7 separate regions of the Mus musculus genome follow, and all the other regions are linked to region 1. Evidence: chromatin loops called from intact Hi-C (ENCODE). Cell type or tissue: left cerebral cortex. All regions are shown on one strand.

Region 1 (4,000 bases):
CAGTGTCTCAGGAATGGTGTCTCCCTTCTACCAGCCAGGGCAAAGCTGTTTGTTAGCTTAGGAAGCTCCTATAGGCAAACCACACTTGAGGCCCAGGGACTGAATGGGTATTTTGTGAGCCTCCAGGAAAATACAAAGACCCCAAATAAAACCTCACCAATCATTTCCACCACTCTGCAGATTTTCCAAATTGACGGGTAACTGTAGAGGAGGTCGTGTTTTGCAAAAGGAGCCTCCTCACGCTGACCTGCATCTCCTGCCCTTGAAGCTGTCCCTCCCGCCCGCCCCCAGTCTGACTTTCCATAGGCCATTCCCATGGAAAGAAACATAAAAGAGTTATGTCTGTTAAAAACCCAAGCAGGCATCAGAGGTGTTTCTACTAAGGGACTGCTGCTTAGCCCCGACATCTTGCTATGCCTAATTATTGCAACCTGGAATGTCCCACAAGAACCTCAGCCTGACCTCCTCTCTGATCCATTTCTGCCACTGCTCATCTCCATCCCTCCTCCGCAGGCCTGGCCTTCCTTTGCTCGTGTGTGTGTGTGTGTGTGTGTGTGTGTGTGTGTGTGTGTGTGTGTGTGCGTGTGTGCGCGTCTTCCCCCAACCCCCACCCCCAAAATCCTATTTTAACAAGTCACATTGTTCCTCAGAACACAAGGAAGAGAAATTGAAGGAGGAGGGATTCGCAGGCCGCGGCCAGCAATCAGGCCTTCTCTTTGCTGGGCCAGGACACACACGTCGCGAGCCCAGCCTGAAATGTGTTTCATTATCACATAAAAGGCTCCTGTGGCGAAGGAGCGGAGAGGCAGGGCTGGGGGCCGAGTGGGGGGGACAATGGAGACTGAAAGCGCTGCCCTAACCTGCTATGTTTCTTATCGCTCGCCCATTGTTCGAGGGTCGTTTTAAACTACTTAGTGCGCCCCCTCCACTGATCCCTGCCGATAAGATATAGTTCTGTACGAATACATAAAAAGGTTGTCGGGGAGCTGCGCCCTCTGAGACTTTTCGGCCCTTCTGGTGTCTTCCTCACAGACCACGTCAGCTTTCCCCCCCCCCCCGGGCCCCCCCAGTTCCAAGTTTAGGAGCTCAGGGATCCCTCCCTCCACCCCAACTCGATGCATTGCTGGGTGCAGCGGCTCTCCCCCTTCTCTTTTTCTTCCTGTTGCCCGCCGCCTTCCTCGCGCTGGGGTTTAAGCAACCGTGATCTGTGAATAAACAAAGTCAGTAAACAACCGAAAAAAACATTCTAGATCCGAATTCCAGGAGGGTAAACTTTTCATGCCACGTCACACTTCAGCAAATTTGCACAGATATTATATTGCCTCCCCCTCCTTTATTATTCTTTTTTTTCCAGGATCCCATTGTACTTAACTGAATTTTATAACGCTGATCGATATCTTGGTAAAATATTCATTTTTAAACTAGCGGGCAGTGAAATCTTTGCTTTGTGTGCTAAAGTCAACAGTCGCTCGGTTTGAGCTCAAATAAATGCAGGGATGCCTCGGCTGGGAGCAGTCCGCCGCCTCCCTCCGAGCGCAGGACGCTCCGACGCCCGCTTGCCCGCAGGCCACCGCAGGTAGGGAGAGCACCCACTCGGGGGCCACGCCCGGGCTCCCCGCACAGAGTCCGCCCCCCACTCGGGTCCACACGCCTACCCTCCCCCAGTCGAGCTAGCTCGTGTGCCTCTGAGAGGACTGGGAGGTGCACCCAGCTCAGGAAGACCCAGGAGGTTGGGGAATAGTGTTTTTGCAGGGGGTGGGAGATTCGTGACTGCACGGCCACTTAGAAAAACCAGGAGTCTAGGAGTTTAAAACTCTCGCAGTTTCGGAGTTTGGTTCCTGAGGCGATGAGAAACCCAGACACTGCAGTCACTCCAACTGGAGATTCGAACAGGGAGCTGCTAGTTTCATAAGAGCTGGGGTGCGCGTGTGGTGGGGGAGCGTGAGCGCGCCCTTGGCCTCACAATCTATGGTCGGGGACCGCCGGTTTGTGCGTGAATCTGGGGGGATATGGAGGAGGAGGAGCGGAGGCCACAGAGTGCAGGGAGCTTACAGCTCTGAGTGTGTTCTATGCTGTTTCCCAGATCCCGGCAGACTAGGGCACCTCCAAACCCCTGCAGGGAAAGAGAAAGCGCCTTTCCTAAAAGCCGAGTCACTTTAGTTCGCAAGAAGCACTGGCGTTTACGCAGTGGAGAGCCACTGGGGTCACGAGCTGGGTCCTGGAGAGAAAGTCAAAGCGTGCCGCGGGTCGTCTATCATCCCAGTCCCATTACAAGCCAGTCGCACCGCCTTGTTTTAGGAGCGTGATCCGGTGTGTTGCACTTGCGCGTGTAGGGGTCCTAGAACAGGACTTTGGAAGATAGACTAGGCTCAAGCGCTTCTTTCCGCTGCCTGCAGGAAGGTGCCAACCTCACCTCACTAGTTTCCACTGTAGCCTGCTGAAAATACAGTACCCTAAAGTTCTGAGGACAGGGTTCAGAAAAGACCTCTTTGGGGACAGAGAGGTGGCTCATCAATAGGCGATTTGACTTGTAAGAGTAAAGCCCAGGAATCGTTGCTCACCGGTGGGGTGGTTGTGGAGGCGGAGGTTGGGGAAGAAAAAGGAAAAAAAAAAACTATCTTTACTACTGTCTATCTGTCCCGCTCATTATTTCTTAAACCCTCGTTCTCCGTCTTTGCCTTAAATGCCCGGCAATGGAAGAAACCCACTCCCAGTTGGGTTTCCCCTATCACCCTAACTGGAAACCATTCTAGGCTGCATTGCCATCTGCAGATGGGGAACCCAGTATGCTGAAATGGTCCAACCGGCCCTCTGGATCGATGCTATGAGGGCATCTTCGAAAGTGGGGCCTAGGCACACCCTTTTGTGCTGCTCTGGTATCCGGACACTGCAAGCCAACTCGAACACCTCCGTAGCGCTCCAAACCGGGCTCTGCCTAGCGTGGCTGGTGCCTTCCCTGGAACGAGAGGGAAAGCCTGCCGGACGTTAGGCGAGGCTAATCGTTTTTAAATAATTAATGCCTCCCCATTCCGCTGGTAATGCAAGGCCTCGAATCCGTCAATTACTTGTCATTAGACGAGTGTCGCCCCACGGCCTTCCCTCGAGCCTTTGATGGCGCCGGGTCACCTAGCCCAGCCCACTCTACGGCGGAATTAAAAGGTGCCCGGCCTTTGAGAGCCGGTGCGGACTAGCCATGGCCCCTCAATTCTGTAAAGAGTTTTGAAAGAAAGACCCTCGGTGAAGAGATGTAATCTTTCAAATGGCCAATTTAAACGCCCGATCTTTATCGCCTTCCTCCTCCCGGCTTTATACAGAAAAAGGCAGTTCGTTGTGCTTTGGGGGGCTTTTAATGTGGAAGTGGGACGCGGGGGTGGAGCGAGAGATAAGGCTTAATAGGGCATAGGGGAAGGCGTTTGCCCCTGGACTTACCTGGAAGTACCTTGAAGCTACTGTCTATTTTTTTTCCTTCCCCATAAGCCTAAGGTGTGGGGAAGGCTCCCTCTCTGGAGGAGCAGGTCGGAAGACCTCGGTGCAAAAGCAGGGACCCCCTGGCTGACCCTGTTCTCCCTCTGCAAAATAAAGGTATGTAACAAAGAGAATGAATGCCAAGGATGTCCCCTATTCCTCCAGCTATTGTGGACCCAGAGGTGCTCTGCAGCCAGACTGGCTAAGATCCACACATAGTCCTCAAGTTCTGCTTCACAGGACAGACACCGCCATCCCTCAAAAAACCCACCCTAGGAGGCCCACCCAGACTGTGGTGACAAAGGAACGAAGATTCACACCTGAGGTGTCTGTTGAGGCAGGGATGGCCTGGCCCTGGCTGCTGCACCATAGTAACCAAGGCCAGCCAGGGGTGCTCCAGTGAAATGGAATTTAAAAAAACAAAAAACAAAAAACAAACAAACAAACAAGGGGAACCGCCACCAAAAGTTTGCAACTTAATTTCTTCTGGTCATTGCCTTGCTGGGTCTAGTAGGTTTTTGTAGTTGTTTTGTTT
Region 2 (4,000 bases), 850 kb after region 1:
ACCTTTCCCGGGAAGACTTACACCCCTCAATCTAGGCTGGGTAGTGCACCAGGGGAGGAGACTGAAGCAGAGGCCCAGAGGTCTGTGACCTCCTACGAAGTGCTATCTGCCTTGGACTCGCATATCTAGAGTAAATGCGCTTTCACACATAAATAACGTGCCACATCTGGCCCTTTGGTTTTATGGCGTCTTAGCGACCAAGCAATTTATAGATGGCGACCTTGTTAACCAGCAGCCAGGGCTCGCCAGGAGCTACACCGCGCCGGGCACTGATGGGCACAGAGGAGGGGGGTCGAGTGCAAGGAAGACTGTGGGCCCTGGTCTCCAGCTCAGAGGGACGCCACGGAGAAATCCCACCTCGGATTGGGGGAGAAGGGGCCACGACAGGGTGGAAGGTGGAAACCCCCTCCCTCTCAAGCCGGCCATGTGGCAGCTGAAAGAGCCATCGAAGCCCAAGTGTGTTTGCGCTCATACCCAATTTATTACCGCTGAACATATGGCCAATATTTTGACTCACGTCAGTCGGGCTAGAAAAACAAACAGAGCGCTGCGCGGGGGAGCGGCCCCTCCGCGGAGGCTGCGGCTGCCGCGGGGCCGGGAGCGGGCGAGTGAGCGCGGCTGGAGCCCCAGTCCGAAGCTGGGAGGAGGGCGCTCGCCCGCAGCGCCACAACCCGGGCTCCCCAGCGGCAGGCCGGAGTACCCGAGGCCCGGAACAGCAAGCTAGCCGAGGCGGAACCGCGCCGCCGCACTCCAGGTGAGCCTCCTGTTCGCGCACGTCCTGCATGCATGCTTGCTCACGGGGCGCCCGCAGCTGCGGTCTAGCGGCCACCGGGCTGCAGAAGGAGCCGGGAGCCCAGAGCTCTCCCGCCCTCCCACTGCCAGGACACACTGTCTGTTCTCCTGGGGCTGACCGGCGCTGGGGTCGGTCTTTGCTACCGCTGGGATGCGACCACATCCCGGGCAGGGACCTCGCTACGCCTAGAGGACCAAGCCTCTGAACAGCTCGGCGACCCTCTCGTCCATCTCTAGATGGACTCTGTCCCAGAGTCACGGAGTCGGGAAGCAGCAGGTGGGCAGATCCAGGCATCTTAAGCCCTCCAAGGACTTGGCTGGTCACCAGGGGAAGGAGGCCTCGAGAAGGGACAGCCTCCTCCCTCTGGTCGCATTTGTCGTTGAGAAAAGTTTTACCTGCCACAGACTCCAGGTGTTCCCGCAGCCACACCTGACAGCACGTGGGGCTGCCTTGGGGGCTGGGGGGGGGGGGGTAGCTGGGCCCCTGCTGGAGTTCCCCCCCCCCACCAGCTCCGTGGGCAGGAGCGGCGCCCACTGCCACCACCGCCCACGTCGAGCCCTGCTGACCCTCGAGCCCCGCCCGGGAGGCCTGCGGCAGGGGGAAGGGCGCAGCGGGAGGGGGCGTCCCGGGAGGTGGAGGACTAGATAAAGGCGGGTGTTGAAACGCCGCGGAGCTGTCCCCGCAGCGCGGGGAGTGGGAGGCGGAACGGGCGCGTCCAGCGCCTTGTCAGCCTCCTCCCCACCGCCCCCGCCCCCGGGGCTCTTCGACTTTGCTGGCTGCAGTGAGGAAGGACGCGCCGCGGCCCCCACCTTTGAGGGGTGAGTCTCCTGGTGCGCGCCGCTGGTGACTCACGATTCAGCTTGGTAAGCAGAGGCCAGAATACCAAGGAATTTGGAGATGGCGCCTAATGAGAAAGGAAGGTTCCTTCTGGGGCGGAACTGGCACGCGAGTGGCTCCGGGAGCCGTAAGGAGCTGGAGGGTGAGCGGCGGGAATCAGACTCAAGGACCCACAGGGCTGGGGGCTGGAGTCGTAGACGGTGATCTTCGGGGAGGCGACGAAAACCTGCTGCTTGAAACATTAGTGTCTCCTGGGCCTCACCGGGCTCTGGACAGTTCTCATTTGTGACAGTAGAGATCGCCAGAGGATCAGAAATGAACCTTGGTGGGCCCTGTTAAAGTCAGGGTGTCTTCTGGAAGACCCCTCCACTGATCCTATCATACCCTCCCCTCCCCAGCTCGCAGACTCACAAACAGGCCTTTCTATGCCTCTCGCTACTTCTCCACTTTGGTGGCACTTGGAATTTGGTATGGAGAGGGGACGTTGCTTCCTGAAAAACCTTTGGTGCCAGGTTGGAGGGATAAGACAGAGACTCAGACGTCCCTATTCAGTGCTCTGTGCGGGAGGCCCCCGCGGGTGTGTGTCTGTCTTTGCCTGCACTTAGCTCCGACTGAGAGCTTGCCTTCCTCTCGCACGGGTGACTGCGTTGCCCATCAGCCCGCCTGGTCTGTCTTGAAGTGCTGAATGCTAACGGGTTAGGAGAAGCAGCTTGGCTCCCAAAGTCTGTGGTAATGATTCTGTCACGTGTTAAGGAGTAAATTCAGATTAGAAAGTGCTCTCAGCGCCTTGCATCCCTGAGAAACCCGAATCTCCCGCATTGGAATCGCCTTTATCAAGGGAAGGTCGGGTTTGGCTGGAAGAACGTTCCTGAAGGCAACAGTGATGATGCGTAATCTCATTGTGCCATATTTAATCATTAGAGCTGTGCTAAGGAATAAAGGAAAGGGATTCGCCCGCGGGGACGTGTCCTTTGGTTTCCCAATAAGCGATGATAATGGATTGGCTGGAACAAGGCTCCTTTGGCCCGAGGGGGGCTTAAAGCTACGTTTTTAAAGAAAATATTGGAGGGAGGCCCGTTCCATTTTGTAGTCTGCCCGCAGCCACATTTCGTGTTCAATTTAACATCCATGAAAGTTAAACGGCTTTTCTCGCCTCTTAGTTTATTGGATGCATTTTCAAAGATCTCATTAAAGTGCATTTATCAAAGTCCTAACATATACCCTCGGGGTCTTATGCCCACACAATAAGGCTGATTAATACAAGAAATCCCAATTTCTATGACAATTTACATCTTAGGGAAACACTCCCTTTGGTGGGGGCAGATAATTGGTAAAGTGTTATATATTTTGCCTCGAAAAAGAAAGGGAGGATTGCATCTCTTAACTATCTTTCTCCTGCAACCACATTTACCTGCTTGGGGACCCCAGGCTGTAGGTCTCATGACTAGGTCTGATCATTTTTCACTGGTTATCTGCCAACATAATTGGAGCTCAATTCCTGGGCTTGGAAAACTTATTGACCCCACCTTTTTGACGACATAGGGTACTCATCTGGTTAGTACCTTTCATCCTACCTTTCCTGCTTTTAAAGAATTAATGCCATGGTATGTGCCAAAGACAGACAGACAGACAGACAGACAGACAGACAGACAGACAGACGGGCAGGCGGGCGGGAGGGAGGGCGGGAGGGAGGGAGGGAGGGAGGGAGGGAGGGGAGAAAGGAGGGAAGAAGGGAGGGAGGGAGGGAGGGAGGGAGGAAGGAAGGAAGGAAGGAAGGAAGGAAGGAAGGAAGGAAGGAAGGAAGGAAGGAAGGAAGGAAGGAAGGAGAGAAAAACTCACCTTAAGCTTGAACCCACAGTAGACTGTTTTCATCCAGCCAGCCTCCATGACTGGCCCATCTGCTCTATATGACTGGTGAGGTCAGGTTCTTCCCTGCTAGATGTCTGGCCTCCCTGCAGCATTCACACAGCCTCTATCAGTGCACTTGCCCCAGGGGCAAAGGTACATGCCAACCAACTGAAGCTAGAGCTGACTTTCCACAACCCCCCCCCCACACACACACACATACACACACACTCCCAACTTCATTTTCTGGGTTTGGAAGGGAGCTGAGTGGTACTCCTGGGCCACAGTGTCAGAATTTCTTTCACGTGGGATGGCAGAGCTGATACCCCAACCTCTTGCAACCCCAGCTCTTGCCAAAAAACCTCCTTGGGGCCTGTTTTTGAGGATGCCTTTTAAAAAAAAGTGATCTTTATGACCACTCACAGGAATAAGGATGGGAGCCATTTTCCATGCCCGTCTATTTAGAGTGCATACCACTCTCTGCCTCCAACCAGAGATAAAATAAACCTTTCTCCTCCGACAAAA
Region 3 (4,000 bases), 960 kb after region 1:
AGACCTACAAGAAGTTCGGCGGCGTCATGGACGGTGCGCCGCCCGGCCTGGGGGCGCCCCTGGGGGCCGCTGCCTACCGCGCGCCACCGAGCGGCCCCTCCTCGCAGGCGGCGGCCGTGGCGGCGGGCATGCAGCCGCCCCACGCCATGGCCGGACACAACGCGGCGGCGGCAGCAGCGGCGGCAGCGGCGGCGGCCGCGGCGGCCGCCACCTACCACATGCCTCCCGGCGTCTCGCAGTTCCCGCACAGCGCCATGGGCAGCTACTGCAACGGCGGCCTGGGCAACATGGGTGAGCTGCCCGCCTACACGGACGGCATGCGGGGCGGCGCGGCGGCCGCGGCCACCGGCTGGTACGGCGCCAACACGGACCCGCGCTACTCGTCAAGTGAGCGGGGCCAGACGCGCGGGACTGAGGGCGGGCTGGCGGCGCGGGCTTTTCCCGCCACAGCCGGGGCGCGAGGGTGCTGGCGTCCTGGTCAGCGGCGCCCGAGGGTCGACGCGCGGGGGGTCCTGGCACGCGGCCTCGGGCTCGCGAGGGGTTCTGGGGCCAGGCTGGGGACGCGCGGGGCGGCCCGGGACTCGCGGGGTTTCTCGGGAACCTCCTGGGGCGCACGGGGGTCACCGGGCCCCCGGGTGCGCGGAGGGAGTGGGGCTCGGGCCGCGGCGCTCGTGGGACGCCGCGACCCAGTCGGGGGCCCCGTGCCGTCACTTAAAACGAGCGGGGCGTCGGCGGGAACGGTTCTCGCAGGCCCGGGGCTCACCGGCCGTCCTTCTTGGGCCCCCTCCCCAGTCTCCAGGTTCATGGGGCCGTCGGCGGGCGTGAACGTGGCCGGCATGGGTTCGCTGACCGGCATCGCGGACGCCGCCAAGTCGCTGGCACCGCTGCACGCGGCCGCGCCGCGAAGGAAGCGCCGAGTGCTCTTCTCGCAAGCGCAGGTCTACGAGCTGGAGCGGCGCTTCAAGCAGCAGAAGTACCTGTCGGCGCCCGAGCGCGAGCACCTGGCCAGCATGATCCACCTGACGCCCACGCAGGTCAAGATCTGGTTCCAGAACCATCGCTACAAGATGAAGAGGCAGGCCAAGGACAAGGCGGCGCAGCAGCTGCAACAGGAGGGCGGCCTGGGCCCCCCGCCGCCTCCGCCGCCGCCGTCGCCGCGCCGCGTGGCGGTACCGGTGCTGGTGAAGGACGGCAAGCCGTGCCAGAACGGCGCGGGCACCCCGACGCCTGGCCAGGGAGGCCAGCAGCCGCAAGCCCCGACGCCCGCGCCAGAGCTCGAGGAGCTGTCGCCCAGCCCGCCCGCTCTGCATGGTCCCGGGGGCGGCTTAGCGGCCCTGGACGCGGCCACCGGGGACTACGGCGGAGGCGTGCTCGGCGCCAACCTGCTCTATGGCAGAACGTGGTGATGAGCCCCGAGGGTCTGCCTGCGACTCGCAGGATCCGCCAAGAAACTGCAAGAACGGATGGGGGAAATGTACAGATGCTGACCCTTTAGTGCATGGAGATAAGAACGAATGAGTCACGGAGAGGGTCAGGCTGCTCTGAACCTCTTTACTGGGGGTGGGAGAAGGCAACAGCCCCGGACCGAATAATGTGACACCACACTCTGAGGTGGTGATTTCCCTTCTTTCAGAAGTTCCTAAGTTATGCGGAAGAACTGACTGACGGAATACGCATTCACCACGTTCCTAACCAAAGCTCTCAAGAGTTTTAGAAGTCGGAAACTTTGTTGGTGTTTGTATCTCTATAAATCAACCAGCTTTTCACGATGAATCCTTGAAGTGGAATTTATTTTGGGAGATTAATTTGCAAAGCCCCTCCCCTAAGTGCAATTTCGTTAATGCTTGATTGAAAGTAAATTGAATTGTAGCCCAAAGTGGATCATATACACAGCAACGTGATTGCTGAGGAATAACTGCCATTTGGGTAAAATAGAGAAATGGAATAAAAAGAATCGAAACACTAAGTATACGGATTGTTACCGTTTTTACATTTAAATGCTGATTTTAAAATATTTTGTTCATTATTAGGCAACCAAGTAATTGTATATTATCCTAGAAGAGTACAACCCCCATCCCGACCCCAACCCAAGATGCAGCTCATTATTTTTTAAAAAGGGTTATAAAATACTTTTTATATAGAATCTGGCCTTTCCAAATCAGCTGATAAACATACCCTTTTATCCTATAAACATGGTATTTATTTTCTTTAAAGTATTTTTACCTGAATTTGGACTCCTTGGCAAAGTACTAGAACAAACAAGTAAAACTGACACTATTACCACCAATCTACTTCAAAGCAAGTTAAAAAGAATAAAGGTGATTTATTGAATTGTTATCATAATATACAGAAAAAGTAAGATAATTATACGTTTCCATCATATTTAGAACGTAGTTGTTGCACCAATTTTATCGGTGTTTTATTGTAAAATAAATATATTTACTCTATTATGCCAATTAATATTTTCAGCATTTCAAATGAATATTTAAATATAACTTTAAAAGGCCTTAAGTACTTTTGCTAAAAGTCAAGAGGTCATTTCTTTTTAAGGGTTGTAGGGATTTTTTTTCCTTTTTTCCTTTTGGCGAGTGTGGCAACACAGCTCTTTAATCATTAAAATAGTCATATTGGAGGAAATAGAACCGACTGAATAGTGTGAACTTATAGGACTAATGGAAGTTAAAGAAATAATATGCGCAAAGCATGCTTCCAAAGAATCAAAGCAGATGGTCACCAGAGATACCAAACCTCTTCTGCATTTCTATGTTTTAGAACAAACCTGAGTGCGAAACACTATTTCCTCTCATGGTTTGAACATTTTTCTGGAAAGTTCAAAGGGACTGCATAGAAAGGTACATAGAAGTCAAACTTGCACTTTCTCCAAAATGTATTTTATAAAGTAAATTCTCTCTCTCTCTCTCTCTCTCTCTCTTTTTCTCCATCTAAATTAACTCCAGTTCCTTTCAAGGCAAGAAAAGGGAGGGGGCATGGGGCAAAGAGATTTGTCTTTTATCAAACCACCGTTGTGCATTTTTGGAGAGTGAGATTTAATTTTAAAAGCATTTAATAAAAATCTCAGTAGACAAAATAGTTTAAAATGGTGTGATAAACATACAGAAAATTCTCCCAGGTTGAGTTTTTGCATTATGTAGTAGATTGACTTCAGAAATCAGTATTAATCTTTGCTGGTAAAGCTATTACTGATGTGCTGTAGTTCAAAGTGCTTTGTTTTCATCTGTTTGACTACACTACCTCTAGCACATGTTTTAAAAATTCACACCATTTGCAATAATTTTTTTTAACAGGCCATCACTTACAAAACCAATAGCTTTATAGTCCATGGGCATGCAATGATACCCTTAAGAAAAATAAACCTATAAGAGTTCTACACACACGTGCACACACACGCACACACACACACACCCGTAGCTTATTTCCAGACAAAGAATCCTTTAAATTAAATGAACTCTATTGGAAATAATGTCACCAGAAGCAAACAATCATTTTCCATTTGCTATTTTCTGAAAGTACATGTACTGTAGCCATATCTTTTTCCATTCAGCATTTCTTAAGTAGGAAAAAAACAAAACAAAACAAAAACAAAAACCAAGCTTGAGGTAATTGCTGCAGAGGGCTTAACATTCTACACCCAGAGACTTACTGAGCACGCCCCATAGGAAAAGGTTCGATTCCTGAAACATTAAAAGAAATGTTTTTTACTATAGAATTCCACTTTCTGATTAATGCAAAGCAAAAGCCTTTTCCTTCTTTTGCAGTTGGTGCTTCACAGATCCTTTATAAAAATACAAACGGCTAGACTAGGTGAAACTCATTAACTGAAGAGGAGGATAAGTGTCTCCACAGCCAAGAGGGAGAACTGGAGCAGGGGCTGGGTGGAACAAAGCCCTCTCAAAGTTTAGCAGAGGCCATAGCAAAACCGGGTTTCAGAAATGCTAACTCTGCAGATGTGACATTTTGCAGTACATTTTGGCGTCTAGCA
Region 4 (4,000 bases), 1.8 Mb after region 1:
TTTAAGGGTAAATATTGATTGCCTGATTTTAATCCTCCAAACATATTCTCTCTCTCTCTCTCTCTCTCTCTCTCTCTCTCTCTCTCTCTCTCTCTCTCTCTCTCTCTCTCTCTCTCTCTCTCTCTCCTGTGATATTTGAGTGCGATAAAACCAAAAGGAAGGAGCCATCTGTGGCAAGGAGGAAGCTACATTTCTTATTTAAGAACTGACATCTGCGAGAAAAACATTAGAGGCATCTGTGAAGCAGTGTTTGGAAATTTAACTTTGGCGTTCCGCTTCACAATATTCTTTGGTTACAAACAATAGAATCCCCAGATCAGGTGAGGACCCTGAGATGTTCCCTTTGCATCTTTAGTGTGAGCTCTATCATCCAGAGTCCTTCCTGTGCCAGTTTCAGGCTGTGAGGGCTTCGTTTCTTAGGAAACTTGTTCTTAACGACTGCACATATATTCGAAACCCCCCTAGATTCAGGAACTTGCTTTCTAAGAGCGGGACAAGGCTTGAAATGTCACCTGACACCCTCTGTAGGCCACGATATGCTTCAGATATTCTCACACCTGTTGTGATGCCCACAGCTACCTTTTTAAAGGCAGCAAAGAAAACACTGCAGTTAGCAGATTTATGCAGGGACTTGCTGTTAAGGTTAATGTAGTCCTCTGGGGTCACTTTTGTGTAACTAGAGGCTTTATCATGGTAATAGTTGCTCACAAAAGTCATAACTGTTAAACCAGCTCCCTGACTTTGTTCTGTAACCTCTAGCCCAGCGTCCCAGGGCCTGGCACCCAAATGCTCTACATTTGCTGATGAGTTTGACCCAGGACGTCTCAGGAAAGGGACAAGGGAAGGAAGAGTGTCTGGTGCCTGAGCTGACACCCCTGAAATATGTGCTGGGTGTGAATTCTGAAGCATGGGCCAGCAGCGATTGGTTGGGCCGCATTCAAGTGCTAGTCTGTAGCAGCTGGGCCACCGCTGCCCTCCCATCACAGTCCCACGTTTGTGTAAAGCCCATGTGTAAAGGCACGAGTGACATTGACTTGCTTTTATCTGGTGCAGAAAAGACAGTGTCCTGGAACAAGTTTGTTGTGAGAAATGTCAAACAACCTGGTTGCTCTAAGTGCTCAGAAAGCTTGTGGCAGAGCGCGTAGACTTCTGGTTCCCCACCTCCCTGCCCACTTTGCCTTGTGGGGTGGGTGGGTGGGGGGTGCTGGGAGAATCTTGCCTTTGTGTGGGTGAGTGGGAAGGTGGGGGTGATAAAACCCATACTTGTGTTCATAAAAAACAATTTCAAGCCCTACTGTGGGTCGGTTGTGCCGCACTGCTTCTGTTTGTGCCTGAGTCCATATGCTTTGGGGGTGGGCAATTAAAACTTGCTTTAATTAGAAGAGAAAAGAAGGCTCCTTCCTTCCTTCCTTCCTTCCTTCCTTCCTTTCTTTTTTTTTTTTTTTCTTCTTTCTTCTTTAGATGGTTTCACTTTGCAGCCCAGACTGGCCTCAGACTCACTATATAATATAGATCACTGCTTTTGAATTCATAGCGATCCTTCTGTCTCCGCTCTGCTAGGGCTGAAGGAAAGGGAAAATGTCTGGTCTACACTGGGCATTTGAGGAACCAGTCCTGCCCTACCTCACTCCTCCAGAGAGCAGTGTCAAACAATATGAACTAGAGTAATGTCCCTCTTCATTTCAGAATTTGAGATCTGTATATTAATTTCCTGGTCTTCTATTTTTTTCTTAGCCTTTGTGTTCATGGTCAGCAAAATGAATACAAACAAACAAACAAACAAACAGGAAGGCTCTGAAAGTAGCCTCCTTGGTTTCAAAAGGTCAGGTAGGTTCCACCTGCTCCTCCTGAAGGGGGATTACAGATTTAATTTCTCCTTCTCTGTTTACCAATTTCCCATTCTGGCACATAATTTTCTTTTTATATCACCCACTATTAATCGGCACACATAGGGTTAATGGAACTGGCAGCAGAACATTCCGGGAAATCGAACAGAATCACACACAAGGTTAAAACAAAAACAAAAACAACAACAACAACAAAACAAAACAAGTTTTGCTTTGTAGGAGCTCTTTTTATCGCTAGAGTGGCTTATTCTGCTCTGAACATGCCTGTTTGTAAAGTTCCCTGGCTTAGCAGGGCCACACAGCCTAGCGCCACCTACTGGAATACACGGAAAACACGGGAGGAAAAAAGGGTATAATAGTGGGGGATGGGGGTTGGGGTGTTCTGTCAGCACTTGGCTGACAGAGAGTGGAAGTGATGCCAGCGGGGGGTGGGGCGCTGGCTACAGCTAAATGATGCCTGGCCATGCGTACATGGGCAGGTGGTACTGGTTGTAATGAAGGTAATCTAGGATGCTCTTCTCCAGCAGGCTTTTGTAGATGGAATCCTCAAAAACCCTTTGGAGGTATTTCTGGGGCTTCTCATTCAGGTTTATTTCTTCCTCCTCTAACCGGTAGGCTATCTCCTCCATGGTAGGCTTGTCTTCCTCCTGTGAATGCAGTTAAGAGACCAGAGTCAGAACTTCCTGCCACTCACTGTGGGGCAGAGGCAGCTCCCCAAGGGAGCTTTGTCTAGCTTTGTAGAAATTCTTCATAAAGGTGATGTCTTAGTCAGGGTTTCTATTCCTGCACAAACATCACGACCAAGAAGCAAGTTGGGGAGGAAAGGGTTTATTCAGCTTACACTTCCACATTGCTGTTGATCACCAAAGGAAGTCAGGACTGGAACTCAAGCAGGTCAGGAGGCAGGAGCTGATGCAAAGGCCATGGAGGGATGTTCCTTATTGGCTTGCTTCCCCTGGCTTGCTCAGCTTGCTCTCTTATAGAACCCAAGACTTCCAGCCCAGGGATGGTCCCACCCACAAGGGGCCCTCCCCCATTTATGACTATAAATGGGTTCTATTTGATCATCATGGAACAGTGAACTGGATCTTACAGCTGGATCTCATGGAGGCATTTTTCTCAACTGAAGCTCCTTTCCCTGTGATAACTCCAGCCTGTGTCAAGTTGGCATACAAAACCAGCCAGAGCAGGTGACAAAACACACACACTGCACAGTTATTCTTATCATTTCCAGTGGACAGTTAAGTACACTCACAGTGTTGCGCAACTGTCATCCCATCATCCACCTGTCTTCAGAGTTTGCATCGCAGATCACAGAAACTGTCTCTGCCAACAGGAATACACAGTCCTGAGCCCCGTCCACCCCCAGTCCCTGGCTCCTTCCTGGGGCAACTCAAGCAACTGCAGCCACACACTGTTTATGTTTTCCTGTAAGAATTCTATTTATCAGGTAGCCTGATTTTACCAAGGATAGTAATTATAAGTCCATTATGTTTGTTTGTTTTTCAGATAAAAATTATCTGCTTGCTTTAACATTTGGTCAAGAAACCTTCTAGGTGGTTTATTGCCTTGGATCTTGGCCAAGGGGTAGAGTTTAAGAACCTCAGACATTCTCAGCCCAAATTCTTATTAACATCCTTAAACACAGGACTCAGCAAGAATGAAGTAATTTGAGACTACACCTAATCCACAAAGTGTAGAGGTTTCTTACACATAGCAGGTGGTGAAGGTGCACGCCTTTAATCCCAGCACTTGGGAAGCAGAGGCAGGCACTTGTCTGCGAGTTTGAGGCCATCCTGGTCTACAGAACAAGTTCCAGGACAACCAAGGCTACACAGAGAAATCCTGTCTAAAAAAACCCAACCCAAATCAAACCAAACCAAAACACCGTTTGTTCCCAAACACACAAGTTGAAAACTGCACACACCTCCCCTGCACACCACTCAAATTCCCAGAGTGGTCCCTGCTGTGGGGTTTTGCCCATCTATAGCAGGTTTGTGACTAAGGATTTTGAGCTGGTGTGCTCTTGCCAGCACGGTGACAGTGACTACTGATCCCTCAAACCAAAGTCACAGTGTATTTACACCGACTTCCAAATAGAAATAATCATAATCATAATAATTAATAGTAATAGTTATTTGTGAGGTCCTACT
Region 5 (4,000 bases), 680 kb after region 1:
ACCGAGCCTGGCGTCCCCCTCCCCGCCCAGAAACTCTACCCCTCCTCCTAGTTCTTGGCTTCCCCCCTCCGCCTTTCTCTTACCCTCTCCGGAACCCTTACCCCCCCCCACACACACACACACCCCACCCCACCCACATACACACCAGGAATATACACCACCCTAAACCTAAGCCAGATCCTGGGATCATCCAATCTTTGTTGCTTTTTATGGCCTTCCTAACCTACTTCAGGAAAGGTAGGGGAGTCATCTCAAGTTGATCATACATTAACAATCACCTCCACCGCCATTACTAATAACCCGTTGGAAGGTAGAAGTTGATCCTGGCACGGTGTTTTAGCATGTGGCTATCTCCACCACCTGCTGCCCTGAGGAGAAGAGACAGGTCAGGTGGATACAGAACCTGGGGAACCACCAAGATGAAAAGAAAGAGGTCCAGCTTGGAAGGGGCATCGAGGAAGGGTGGTCCACAGTGGCTTATGGAGCGGACTCTCCCAGATCCCATTTCTCATGGTTGTCCATCCTGTACTCATAACAGGAGTGCCTTTGGAGTAACATGAGGTGATTTCAGTGACCCGAAAGGAGCACAGCATTCCAGGTTCTGCCTCGAATGACAAAGCCCACCCACCAGAACTCATTCCTCTCCAGTAAGTGACACAAGGAACAAGCAGGAAAGGCAGACTTGCTGCTTCCTGTCCCCAACAATCGGGCAATCTTCAAAAAACCATAATGGTTGCTGAGCTCCTGTTCCAGATCCAGACAGTCTCTTTCAGACAGGCCAGGAGATCCTGCCCGCACTCCACACACACACACACACACACACACACACACACACACACACACACACTTCCTCATCCGTCTGGCCTAGACATTCCCTGGCACCAGTAGTCTTCCAGAGGTCTCTGCTAAATGACCCTTCAGCTCTGGTATTAAAAATCAACTCTTCTAATTCATATCCATGCACAGTGCTGGGCCTCCAAGCTGGCCTTCATAAAGGCAGCAATCCCGAAGGAAGCAATGAGCTGGTCATGGAGTTCTGCACCTCATGCCGTGCCAGCAGAGCAAGACCTGGGAATTCCCAGGTGAGACAAGTAGACACCAAGAGCTTTGGGGCTAGTCACAAAATAGCCTGATGGAACCCCAGGAAACAGCCACAATCCTGGACCTTCCATGGAGTTCAAACCACCCCTCAGGAATCAAGAAAATGCCTCTCCTCACCAACACACATCCCTCCATCTCTAGCTCTTCAGAGCAGCCTGGAGACTGCTCAGTGTTCAAGGGCAGTGATGTTGTTAAAGGCTCCTGCAGGTTGACTCTGTCAGCATAGCTTCAGGAGCCTCGCTGGAAGCCCTGACCACTTTTCTCCCTTTTCTGGGGGAGGGGAACTTTGATGGACCGCATTCAACCCATGCAAATGTGTGTCAGAAGGACCTTTACCATAAATTCCTGGCTCTCCAGGGAAACTGTACAACACCCAGTAGTCTGGGATTGGTGTGAAGGGAACTGTGAAAGAGAACTGGGAGATTCGAAAGAAGAGGTATCTCTGTCTGGCCGCCCATAAACATAGTGCTAGCTCAAGCTCTAAGAGTTTCAGAGAGGTTGCTGGGATGTGGAAGAGGTCTGGGGGACCCGTGCACCCTTGAAGGTGCCCCAACCCCCCAGTGAGAACAGTAAACACACGGAACACCAGGCCCATTAGAACAGGGCAGCCTTCCGGTAAAGACCTAGAGAACAACATAGATTTAAGGTGGGCATGCTAGGTGTAGGAGCTTTCGGTGGGGTGGGGGTGGGGGGCTGCGGAGAGCGCAAGGAGCAGAGAATGAATGCACTTGGGGGGGGCAGTTCCTTGAGGCTTCTCTCTTTCAATTCTTTTCAGATCATTTGGTATTTGAGAGCCTTTAATCTAGAGATTCATTTCCAGGATTTCTAGTCAGGCAAGGAATATTAAGAAATGTGCGATCCTTTGCCATCTGACTCCGCTAGGTGTGAAAAACAGCTTCTATCCCTTAACCCAAAAATGCATCAAAGTAGCTAGCTAAAGGCTGAAGGGCTGGAGGAGGGGGGTCGGTAAGCCAGCTCAAAGAGTAGCTAAAGTTAGCTATGCCACAGAGAGCTGTTTCAATGAAACTATCCTTTGCTCAGTCTGCCGCTTCCTCTGCAAGAAGCTCGGTCCAGACAGCACCAAACTCTCTAGAGGAAGGCCCACTGGTGATCCAGGAGAGGAGAAGGTGGAGGAGCGACTTAGGAGATTTGCACTTGTGGCGGCAGGCTCTCTGGAATAACTGAACCTGCCAGGCTTCCCCATCACCATGTTCCCTCCTCAACAGCCAGCTGCGTGCCTGCTCGACCACACAGTGGTCAGCAGGTCTAGGCTTCAGAAAAACCTTACAGTTTGTCGCCCCCTGTCGGGTCCGGTCCCGGCTTGGCTGCGCAGGTTCCCGCGCAGCTGGCTGGATGAGGTGGCGCAAAGGTTGGAGTGCAGAAGGCAAAGTGTCTCTTCAACTTTCCGGGCTGCGGCTTGGTTATCTCCACCGCTCTGGAGCAGCTAATGGTCCATGAGGCGCACGCAAAGGTAAGAAAGCTCGTATACTTCACTTTTGGTTTGATAAAATAGTATTGCATGCGCTAAGCCCGGCGTGCAACCAAGTGAGCGAGTAGTGGTTTCCAGGAACGTGGAAGTTCCCGGGCTGGAGAACCTCACACAGCGAAAGCCTGGTCCGCCCTGTGCTGAAAGCTCACAGGGCCAGAGGACTAAGGTGAGGGTCTCTAAGGGTTCCTGGCTCAGGTATCCCAGGGCAGAGAAAGAAGGTGAGGCAAGCTTCATAGGCGTTGGAAGTTAAAGAGGAGGTTAAAAGAGAAGCGAGTCTTTCTGGGGACTGGAGGCTGGGAGCGGAGAAAGTCGCTAAGAGCCAGAGAGTCACCAGAGCCGTGAATGGAGGACCCTAATGTTCAGGCTGAATGAGTCAATCTCCAAGCTTCACTTCTCTGCACCATCTTGATTTTTGATGGGATGGTGGTGCGGGGGAAGTTATTTGGGTGCAAACGAAGCGTGCAACGGGCTGACTGTTCCCCGGGACTCACACATTTCAGGTCTCCAGCAATAAACTAAACAAGCAGAAGCAAGTTCCACTCTGGACCCGCAGGTGCGCGGCTTGATTCTGCCGGGAAGGAACCCAGAGTAGGAGCAAACACGCCGCTTTCGCAGAGCAGCTCTGAAGTAGCCTGCGTCGGTTTTCCAGCAGCCGGGGACTGGTAGAACTGGGTTTCGCTGCTCCAGTCTCTCCTGACTCAGGCCTTGCACTTTCGTTGTTTCATGAACACTGAGAAGTGCGTTACATGGTTTGAAATTAAAGTCAAACAAACGATCTCTTTTCTTTTAAAATTCGTGTGCTGGTTTGTTTTGTCCTTTTTTTTTTTAAGCAATGCAAACTTCAGAGTACTTTGTGTAAGGATTCTGTGTAAGGACAGACTACGCAACGGACTTTGTGTAAGAAGAGCCTACTTTACTCTTTAAGGGCATTTTACAATGGACAATTTTACCACTACACAACACTTAAAAATAAGAAAATGCTTTTTTTTTTTTTTTTTTTAGTTTGACATGTGGCCAGGTGCAAGAAAGCGTTGGAGGCAAAGCCTTGGGGGACTACAGGAATCTAGCTCATGGAACAGTGTAGACTGCAAGGTAGATACACGGACAGTGGGGACAGTGGAGAGTGACTGGGATGAAAGGGAAGGATAGGGAGAAGGAAGACTCACAGATTAATTGATCTCAAAGATCAAGTCAGCATAAGGCCTGTGTCCCTTCCCCACCTTAGGGAGCCAGTGTTTTCCCATCTGGAACGCAGGCTCCTCCCCACCTCCAGTTCCCACGGAGAGAGTTTCCCCCAGGTTTGTGTTCACCTTGCCTGTTTGAGTATCCTCCACTCTTTGCAGAGACTCTGTTTATGTCTGCTAGCCTGGAAAAGTCGGGTAGCAGTCTTAAAAGCTGCTCCAGCCTCTC
Region 6 (4,000 bases), 670 kb after region 1:
AAATGAACCTCACCACCCTGAAGCAGTTTGTTCTTCAAAATTAACAAATGTACTGAGCCCCAAACACCCGAAACCATGCTGATGGCTCTGGAGGTACATTAAGGAGTGTTGGGCATATCTGGCTGAGAGATAAGCCTAGTCTTTAATTACTAAAAACACCACCAGTCCCAACACCAGTCCCAGCATCTCTTTCTCCTGTCCTGTCTTCTTTTGGGTGACATTAACGTAGAAACAAAGCCAGCCTAGTCACTGGGCACAGAAAAACAAAAGGTTTCCAAACAATATTCTTGGGGTAGGGGCAGCAATCCAAGGAAGTTGTACTCTTGTTTGTTACTATAAAAATATATGATTAAGGGCTTTGGCTTTGCTCCTAGGTTCAAGCCCCACTCCCTTGGGACTGTGGCTGCTCAGGGGAGTGGGGGGAGGGGTATAAAGGAAGGTTGGGTCCTTGAAGAATGCACTGAAGTTTTCCCCACCCGCGGATTGAAGAAGTCGAGCCTAGGGAAGCTGTAAAGACCTTTGATTGTGAGAAAAGTGTGTGTGAGGAGAGAGAGAGAGAGAGAGAGAGAGAGAGAGAGAGAGAGAGAGAGAGAGAGAGAGAGAGAGAATGCAGAAAGAGAAAGGATTGAGATGAGAATATAAAGGAGGGAAGAGAGAGAGAGAACAGGCGGAGGGAGGGAGTGGAAGAGGAAGAAGAAGAGAGAGGAAGGATATGGATGGGAAAAGACAAAACAAAAATAAATTGAGGTGGATGCAGGAGTCTCTCTCCGAACTAGGAAGGTTAGGAGAACGCAGCCATCTAAAACCAAGACTCGGAAAGACCTAAAAAATTCCAGGGTTTCCTGAAGGAAGCACCGGCGGAACTGTTGAGACCAAAGCAATGCCGGGGCCCCAACTCCAGGATGCTGCTAGCGCAGAGGTGCAGAGGTCGAATGAGCTGAGCTGCACTCCCGGCCGGCTCCTCTGAACCGGGCTGTGGCTCTGTGAGAGGACAGCCCCTAGGAGGTCGAGGCTGGGATGGGCAGTCCGTGTAAGCTACCGAGTGCATCCGTGGCCTTGCCTCCCGGGCTGGGGGGCTTCCGGTCGGTCCCTGCGGAAGAAGCACAGGAGCATCGGGTCACCGCCCAGAGCCTAGGCTGTAGAGCAGGATGCCAGCAGGTCACGGACTTGGGGACGCTCACCCTTCCGTGTCCCGTTCAGGGAGCCACTCCACAAGGCGGGCTAGTGGATCTCCTCAACAGGCCGCTTCTCCAGTCATTCATTCCTGATGATGACCACAGAAGCAAGGGGTGGTGTGCACGTCTTCAGCTCCTAAGGAGACTTCATGACTAACCTGGCGCTGACCCTGCAGAGCATGTCCTCCCGTCCCCGACCCACCAATCCACTCCAGACCCATGCGAGATAAGCAGGATTGAGGGGCAGCTTAGGGTGTCTGGAGGTAGGCCGGGTGCGGAAAACGGGCCACCAAACATTCTTGGGGGCCTCAGACTTGAGCCAAGGTGGAGCTTTAGGTAAGCAGCGGAACACTGCGGCCACAGCGCATCCTGGGGCCTGTGGGCCTCTGGATTAAGTGGCAGTGGGCTTGCCAGATCAGACGGTATTCTGCGCATTGCTCTATTATTTGGGGTTTTGGGAAGGGGCCCAAGTTTTGCTACTGGAAGCCAGAAAGTGACGCCACGATTGTGCAATCCTATTTTTCCTTTCCCCAGAACCCGGATCCGGCTGGCTGTGCAGCTTTTCCTCGCACCAGGAGGCAAAAACAAATTATCTCTGACGGGGGGTTTTCGATTTTCTTTCCCTCCTCTCACAAAAAGCCACTCTCTAACGCATCAATTCCAATTCGTTGAGGGGGAACTCTGATTTGCCAGCTCCAGGCAACTTTGAAGTAACAGTACACACACACACACACACACACACACACACACACACACACACACACACACCAGGTTAGTGCAATATTTAAAGAGATAGATATACAGACAGTCCCGACCAAAGTCCTCCAGGCGATACCCCCACCTCTCAGTTCACTTTACTAAGCACAGTTATGACTGTACAGCCAAATATCCAGACATCTTTTTCCATCCTGATCACACACTTCAAAAGTGAGGACCTGTTTTTAAAACATGTGAGGCGAAGGCTTCTCAGGCAGAAATGACAAGTGGAGAAAAATAAACACCCAGGAGCCAGGAGATGAATTCCACCCCCACTTTGGGAAGATTCTCCCGTTTTTGGAGTCACTTAGCATACTCTAGTCTCTGGGAACTGTGACTAGGGAAGACAACTTAAAAAATATGGGAATTGCAAGAACATAGCATATGACAGAGAACCAGGAGAGGCTGGGACTCCACCAAAGGAGAGGGAATAGGAAGGAGTTTCATAATTTGCAAAGGCTATCTAATCGTCCATGACAGAGTTCTCTTTTGGTATTGTCCAAGCACCAACTCTGGATTAGCAATAATCAGAACAAAATTGCAAATTCTCTTTAACAAATAAATAGCAAGTCTTCTTCCTGGAAGCCTGAAAGTGACACTCATAAATGTGATTTTTTTTATTCCCCCCACCCCTTATTTTTAAATCTCTCCTGGGATCAGTTTTTGAACGTTAAAGTTTGCTGGTTTCTGAAACACGGGAATGCCTTTGAAGTCAATGTGGTCCCTCACCTTGGGGAGGAAAGTACTGGCACAGAGACCTTTGGGTGGCTGTGGAGGTTCTTAAAAGCCCATCCCCTCCTTGTGAAGAGAAGACTTCCTTATTCTTCTCTCAGTTCCAAAGAATTAAAGTTCCCTTTCAGGAGAAGGGAAGCATCAGCAGTCATTCCTACTTTCTTGCCTCCACAGGAGGGAAAACAGAGTTGCTACCTTCCGCCAAGACAAAGGCAGTAAATTGTGAAGCACAAGCTGATATTCGATGAGGTTCCAGGTTGAATAATGAGTAAGATACCCATTTGCAGCTAACTGGAGGAACACACTAGTGAATATTGTATCCTGGATACACATTGGGTCATCAAAATAATTTGATTTTTACTGGGTATATTTATATTCATATGAATACAAATTCCTATTGTCTCTGAAAAGACAATTTTGTATCAAAAAGTTAACTAGTATTAATTTTACTATTATACAGTAAACAAAAAGTAATGACAGTAAACTCTCATGAAACAATTTTCTTTGAACACATTAATTGTTTAAAAAATTGTTAAAAGCAAATGGCACTGGATTAGATTACTTTGCTTTAACTCTTCAAAGTCCAGTTAAGGGGCAATTCTTTCTGCCCATGAGAAGAATGTAAATTCATACTGCAAGGGAGTATGTAACTTTTACATTTCAAAAACAGGTGCTTAATGAACAATTCTGTTTACAACCACTGAGCACAAATGCTTGCAAGCCAGCCTGAGAAATTGTTCACTGGAATGGATGTGAATAATTCCTTTAACACATTTTTTTAAGGCACTGTATGGATCAGGATACTAACTTACTAATTTAATAACCAATGTAGTTAACTTGGTTGTAGGTTCTGTATTTTATTGTAGGAGATGGATATGATGGTCACAGGGGTTCTGCCAGTGAGGTGTTCTGTATTTCTGAAAAGGGGGTGTCTGATAAAAAAAATCAATCAGGAATAACCCCCAAATACAGATCCCTCCCAAGCTGACTACAGGTCTTTGGAGTTAGTGAGTGTGTGATCACCTTTGGATCTTATCCTTGATACATCACAGGTTTTTATGTGAGGCAGAAGCACCCTCATGACCAAGTGGCCCTTCTGAAAACTACTTCCTTTTGGAATCAATGAACTCTTCAGTTTACTATGTCTTCCTTCTCCTTGGGACCAACCCAGGAGAAATCACTTAAATTCTTGACTAAATACTTTTAACTTGAGTAAGCCTGCTCAGTTAAGCAGGGTGTGGCAAAGCTCATTTAAATATCCACACCAACAGTCCCACTTCCGTGTGAGAAACTGAGTGAGGGGGAATTCACCCTGAGACCCTTCAACTGTCCTTAAA
Region 7 (4,000 bases), 1.2 Mb after region 1:
TCACTAGCGGTGTCTCGCCCTTCCGGTCCCAGGTCTCTCCTCCTCAGAGCCTTGTCACTACCGCCACCGCCAGCAAAACTTCACGCTCTCCAGCAAGGCTTTTTCTTCTCTAGCGGCTAGAGCCAGTCTGGGATCCACGACCCCAAGGGTCCACCTAGACAGCCAAAGGAGAAAGCTGCATTGGGGCATCAGGCCCTAGTGGAATGGGAAGGAGGAGAAGACTAGAAGCGAGCAGAGAACATTAGTTCACTGAACACGCACCACCATAGACATTTTAGAAAAAAAAAATTTAAGCCCTCTGAAGTTGACCGTTTTGCTCTGGTTTAATTGACGCTGTTCAACTGAGTGACAATTGTTCTGCGGATGGGGCCATCCATCCCCACCCCCGCACTCAAAAAAAAAAATAGTCTTTGCTTCTTGGTTCCTTCATGCCAAGGGGCAAAGTGTGTTTAAGACAGTTTTGGCAAACATGTCCTTTGGAGCTTTGCTTTGTTAGATTTGTGTTTATGTACTTCGGGGAAGGTGGATTAGATTCTTCCTCTCCAAGATAAACTGAAGGCGGGATCCTGGTGCCTTTCCCTGGCGCACCCCCATTGCTGGCAGGAGCAAGAAGGAATCTTTTGGTGGGCCAGTTATACTAGGAGGTTAGTGACCTACTGGGGAGCTTTCCCCTTTTGGTGGGTCTGGGAGGAGCAAGGGAGAAGGGAGCTATGGGTCTGGGCCTTTTGGTAAGGTTCCAAGAGCCTCAAATTCCTCTGTATTGGGCTGGCGCTTGGGGCAGAGTCGGTGGAGTCTGGGAAGACATGGGCTGTCCAGCTACTATGGGTTGTTGGGGAAGCAGAGGATTTCACTGGGCATTTGGCCTCGTTCTGAGAACCCTTAGCCTCCGAGCTCCATAGGACAGCTTTTCTTCCTCATCAATAAAAGTCTATCCAAGAGCCCCAGTGTACCACCACCCCCCACCCCCAATACAAATCTGGGCTGTGAGCCTTGGATGCTGTCCTCTGGAACTGAGGAGAAAAACGTAGGACTCGACTTCCCAAACCTCCAGATCTGGCCTTGCGTATCCGGATCCAGGGCAAGTCTGGGACTGACCTCTGCATCCCTCTGGCGCCAGCTCCAGGCGGTCCTTAACACTAAGGCGATCGTGCAGTCCCTGGCGCCGCACTTAGCTCACCTCGAGAGCCTCCAGGCGGGTCATCCTCAATTGGAGTGCCCCCTTTCAACTCCCCACCTCTTCCGGGTGGACTGCAGACCCCCCCCCGCACCCCTCTTTCTGCCAAGTGCTAAGGCCACAAGGGCAGCTTTTCTAAGAGGTTGGAACCAAGCGGTTAAATTCCGCGGTTCAGGAAAAGCGGTCTTAAGGCGATCCAAAGTTCACTGCCTGTGCAAACCGAACCTCAGAGTTTCTGGTTGAAGAGCCGTGCGCCCTAGCAACGGACTTGGGGCCGCTGCAGAGGCTGCTGAGTAGTAGACTACGCTCCAGGAGCCACCGAGGGGACTCCCCGGAGGATGTGGGAGGACCTTTCCCTTCTCACAAGCCTTGACACTCTTCTCCCCGGCCGGAGTCGGGAGAGTGTAAATTAGGGCGGACCTCCAACATCAGCTGGGGAAGTCATGCCCGCCCGGGCTAGGCCTAGAAGCCTAGGTGGGACAGCTGTTACAGCTCCTGTCGCTTTGGGGAGTGGCTAAGTAGGTCAGCCACTTTGCCCACTATTACCGCCCCCCACGGTCGCTCGCGTGTCAGTGCCGGTCCCCGCGCCACCCTCGCTAGCGCGTTGTCCCTTCAGGTCGCCGCGTTTACCAGCGCGTTTTGTTCCGCAGTTGGATTCCAAGCTGAGGGGCTGTAACCGTGCTCTCCTCCGACGGACGCTAATCAAGTAATTTCCCCATCCCAGTCCCATCAAATTGCTCTTTAGCTGTTGAACCACGGAGTTTTGCTCGTCTTTTCACATGCTAATCACGCCCATTCAACGGCTCTCGGTGGGGCTGTTTGTCGCGGGATAAATCTCCTTGTTTGCCCGCTGCATGATTAATTGATATTGTTGTCTGGCTTTTGTGGGGACCGCCAGGAGCTGAAAGGCGACGCGTTGTGGCTGCGCCGGGGGCCGCTGGAGACATCTTCGGGCTGCGGAGGTCCCCGCAAGGTCGGGCCAGGGCTGATGACATTATGCGCCCGATTTGGTTTTCCTTATTAGAACGATGATGAAAGACTTGGAGACCCCAGTCTTTACAGCTCACCACCCGGGCGCAGAAAGCACACAGCATTTAAGCCACAAGCGCAGACAAAGCCCTGGCATTTGCTCAATTCAGGGAAATGAGTTGGGTGTCCAAACAGGAGACAATTACATCTTCTTTCGGCCCACCCGGGATTTCAGTGGAGCTGAATGTGGAAATACCAAGTAGAGGTTTGGATTTTCAAACAAAGATTTTTTTTAAAAATTGTTTTTTGATTGAGGACGCTAAAGATGAGAAAAACAGTTAAAGAACCAGCAAAGGGAGCCATCGCTGCTGCAAACAGCGGTCCAGCAGACGCCTTGCAAAGGCGCCTAGGCACTGGACACTGCTTGTCAATTTGCAGAAGTGCGCTGTTCTGCTAACCGGCTTGCTAGCCACCACCAAAGTCCGCCCAAATGAGGACTAAGGCCCCAGTCACCCTGCAAATTCCCATTTTATTTAACGGCATCGTTCCCTACTCGATGCTGTATTTTTCTGTAGTGCAACCAAACCTCCAAATTCCTTTGCCCTTCTCCCGCCCCCCCCCCGGCCCCCGCACCCCTCTTCTGCACCCTGGGGTTTTATCCTCCACGGACATCCCTAAAACTAGGAGATTCAATTAAACAATTCCAGTTACGCAGAGCTCCTACGGTCTGCTTATTGCAAATATTTCCTTTTTCGAGTTCTTAAAAGAAAAAAAAAGGCAAAGCAAAGAAAAGAAACTGTCGCCTTCGCTTTCACTGCGCGCGGGGTAATTGATAGGCGCCATCAGAGGTCAGAATTTGCATAAGAATTAAGAGCAGTAAATTAATTTAATATTCCGTGCACATCTCCAATTATTCCTGGAGACCTTTGTCTCCGCGGCTGCCAGAGAGGGGATTCAGCTGCTCTTCAACCAAACAACATCTGTGCGGTTAATAATTTGATAAACAGCTCATACAAATAGTTTCTGAATTATCTGGCTGCCCAATGACTATTCAGTTTGGAAACGTTTTGGCAGGGTCTCCCTGAGTCCTCTGAGGGTCTCGGGCTCCCGCCCTGACATCAGCAGAAGACAATGTGTAAAATAAGTCATTATCATTGAGTAATAATCCTAACCCTTAAAAAAAAAAGCCACAGCCTGGGTGTACAGGGTTAGAGCAGGTCATCTGTTAGAGATTTCGCCTGTGATGAATAAACAGGCTGGGGCTGGGCAGAATGTAGAGCACACTGTGTATAGGAAAGCCTTGGGGTGCTGAGGAGAGTGCAGAGATGTGCAGCTAGACCTCAGAGAAGAGTCTTGTGGAATGATGAACTAGAAGAAAACCAAGGTGTGGGAGAGGAGCCGATGGAGATGAAGTTTTCACTATGTTGCTTCTGTATCTTTCATTTTTCTCTCTACACATGTGTTATTTTAAAACAAATAATGCACACAAAAAGTCACAGGCCCAGAGAGTAGGTAAGCTATGTTGGCCCCTGTGGGCTTTGACTCATTTGTTTCTATGCTCCTCTTGGAACATACCTCCTCCTTTCCACCATGACTCACCCACCAGTGTCCTGAAAACAGCTTCTCACAAAGCTCAGGTGAGAACAAGGCAGATGGAGAGGGCCCCCCAAAAGCTTTAAGTTGGCCCAAATAGAGAACCAGCCATTATAAGATGATGCTGTCCTATCTCAAACGCAGTCCCAATTTAGACACAAACCCCTCACTGTTACTGTCTGTAACACACCGAAGATGTCATGACTGTCATTGTGCTCTTTTATCTTCCTGCCGCCCTCAGCAAAGCCTCTTCCTGACAGAAAG

The links. Hi-C counts contacts between places; a loop is a spot of excess contacts. Peaks named below come from ENCODE experiments on the same cell type or tissue, not always from the same donor. Only the 100,000 strongest peaks of a DNase experiment are listed, where the experiment ranks them.
Region 2: it touches region 1 in a loop (5-fold over the local background); 10 of 42 quality-filtered maps call a loop at or near these places.
Region 3: a loop joins it to region 1, with 10 times the contacts of the local background. A loop is called at or near these places in 10 of 42 quality-filtered maps.
Region 4: it touches region 1 in a loop (11-fold over the local background); 2 of 42 quality-filtered maps call a loop at or near these places.
Region 5: it touches region 1 in a loop (5-fold over the local background); 15 of 42 quality-filtered maps call a loop at or near these places.
Region 6: a loop joins it to region 1, with 5 times the contacts of the local background. A loop is called at or near these places in 15 of 42 quality-filtered maps.
Region 7: a loop joins it to region 1, with 5 times the contacts of the local background. A loop is called at or near these places in 9 of 42 quality-filtered maps.

The regions. Positions count from the first base shown.
Region 1 is chr2:148,037,717-148,041,716 of GRCm38, reverse strand. It overlaps 9030622O22Rik (a long non-coding RNA gene), which reads left to right and starts at 1,231. Exons shown (of 13, transcript XR_866820.3): 1 at 1,231-1,576; 2 at 3,478-3,582. In left cerebral cortex, no CTCF peak of the experiment used is centred here; a DNase peak (open chromatin) is centred at 2,173.
Region 2 is chr2:147,191,711-147,195,710 of GRCm38, reverse strand. All of the region lies in intron 1 of Nkx2-2os (NK2 homeobox 2, opposite strand), which reads right to left. It also overlaps a transcript of Nkx2-2 not described here. Among named protein-coding and RNA genes, the nearest start is that of 6430503K07Rik, 6.3 kb to the right of the region's middle. In left cerebral cortex, a CTCF peak has its summit at 1,927; DNase peaks (open chromatin) are centred at 1,930 and 2,438; H3K4me3 peaks cover 1,551 bases.
Region 3 is chr2:147,081,282-147,085,281 of GRCm38, reverse strand. Nkx2-4 (NK2 homeobox 4) reads left to right here. Exons shown (of 2, transcript NM_023504.1): 1 at 1-387; 2 at 793-1,406. The coding sequence ends at 1,406. Among named protein-coding and RNA genes, the nearest start is that of Nkx2-4, 2.1 kb to the left of the region's middle. In left cerebral cortex, no CTCF peak of the experiment used is centred here; a DNase peak (open chromatin) is centred at 1,691.
Region 4 is chr2:146,213,089-146,217,088 of GRCm38, reverse strand. It overlaps Cfap61 (cilia and flagella associated protein 61), which reads right to left. Exons shown (of 27, transcript NM_001369121.1): 27 at 2,057-2,494. The coding sequence ends at 2,294. Among named protein-coding and RNA genes, the nearest start is that of Insm1, 6.9 kb to the left of the region's middle. In left cerebral cortex, a CTCF peak has its summit at 2,164 (motif pointing left); DNase peaks (open chromatin) are centred at 501, 958, 1,298, 2,174 and 1 more place.
Region 5 is chr2:147,360,923-147,364,922 of GRCm38, reverse strand. AI646519 (expressed sequence AI646519) reads left to right here and starts at 2,130. Exons shown (of 2, transcript NR_040330.1): 1 at 2,130-2,572; 2 at 3,091-3,382. It also overlaps a transcript of Pax1 not described here. In left cerebral cortex, a CTCF peak has its summit at 2,404; no DNase peak of the experiment used is centred here.
Region 6 is chr2:147,370,804-147,374,803 of GRCm38, reverse strand. Pax1 (paired box 1) reads right to left here. Exons shown (of 5, transcript NM_008780.2): 5 at 1-1,090. The coding sequence ends at 999. Among named protein-coding and RNA genes, the nearest start is that of Pax1, 7.8 kb to the right of the region's middle. In left cerebral cortex, no CTCF peak of the experiment used is centred here; no DNase peak of the experiment used is centred here.
Region 7 is chr2:146,832,524-146,836,523 of GRCm38, reverse strand. Gm14114 (a long non-coding RNA gene) reads left to right here. Exons shown (of 4, transcript XR_375064.4): 3 at 1-644. Gm34978 (a long non-coding RNA gene) reads right to left here and starts at 2,684. Exons shown (of 3, transcript XR_003953940.1): 1 at 1,178-2,684; 2 at 1-154. In left cerebral cortex, no CTCF peak of the experiment used is centred here; DNase peaks (open chromatin) are centred at 1,471, 1,652 and 2,226; H3K4me3 peaks cover 1,240 bases; H3K27ac peaks cover 260 bases.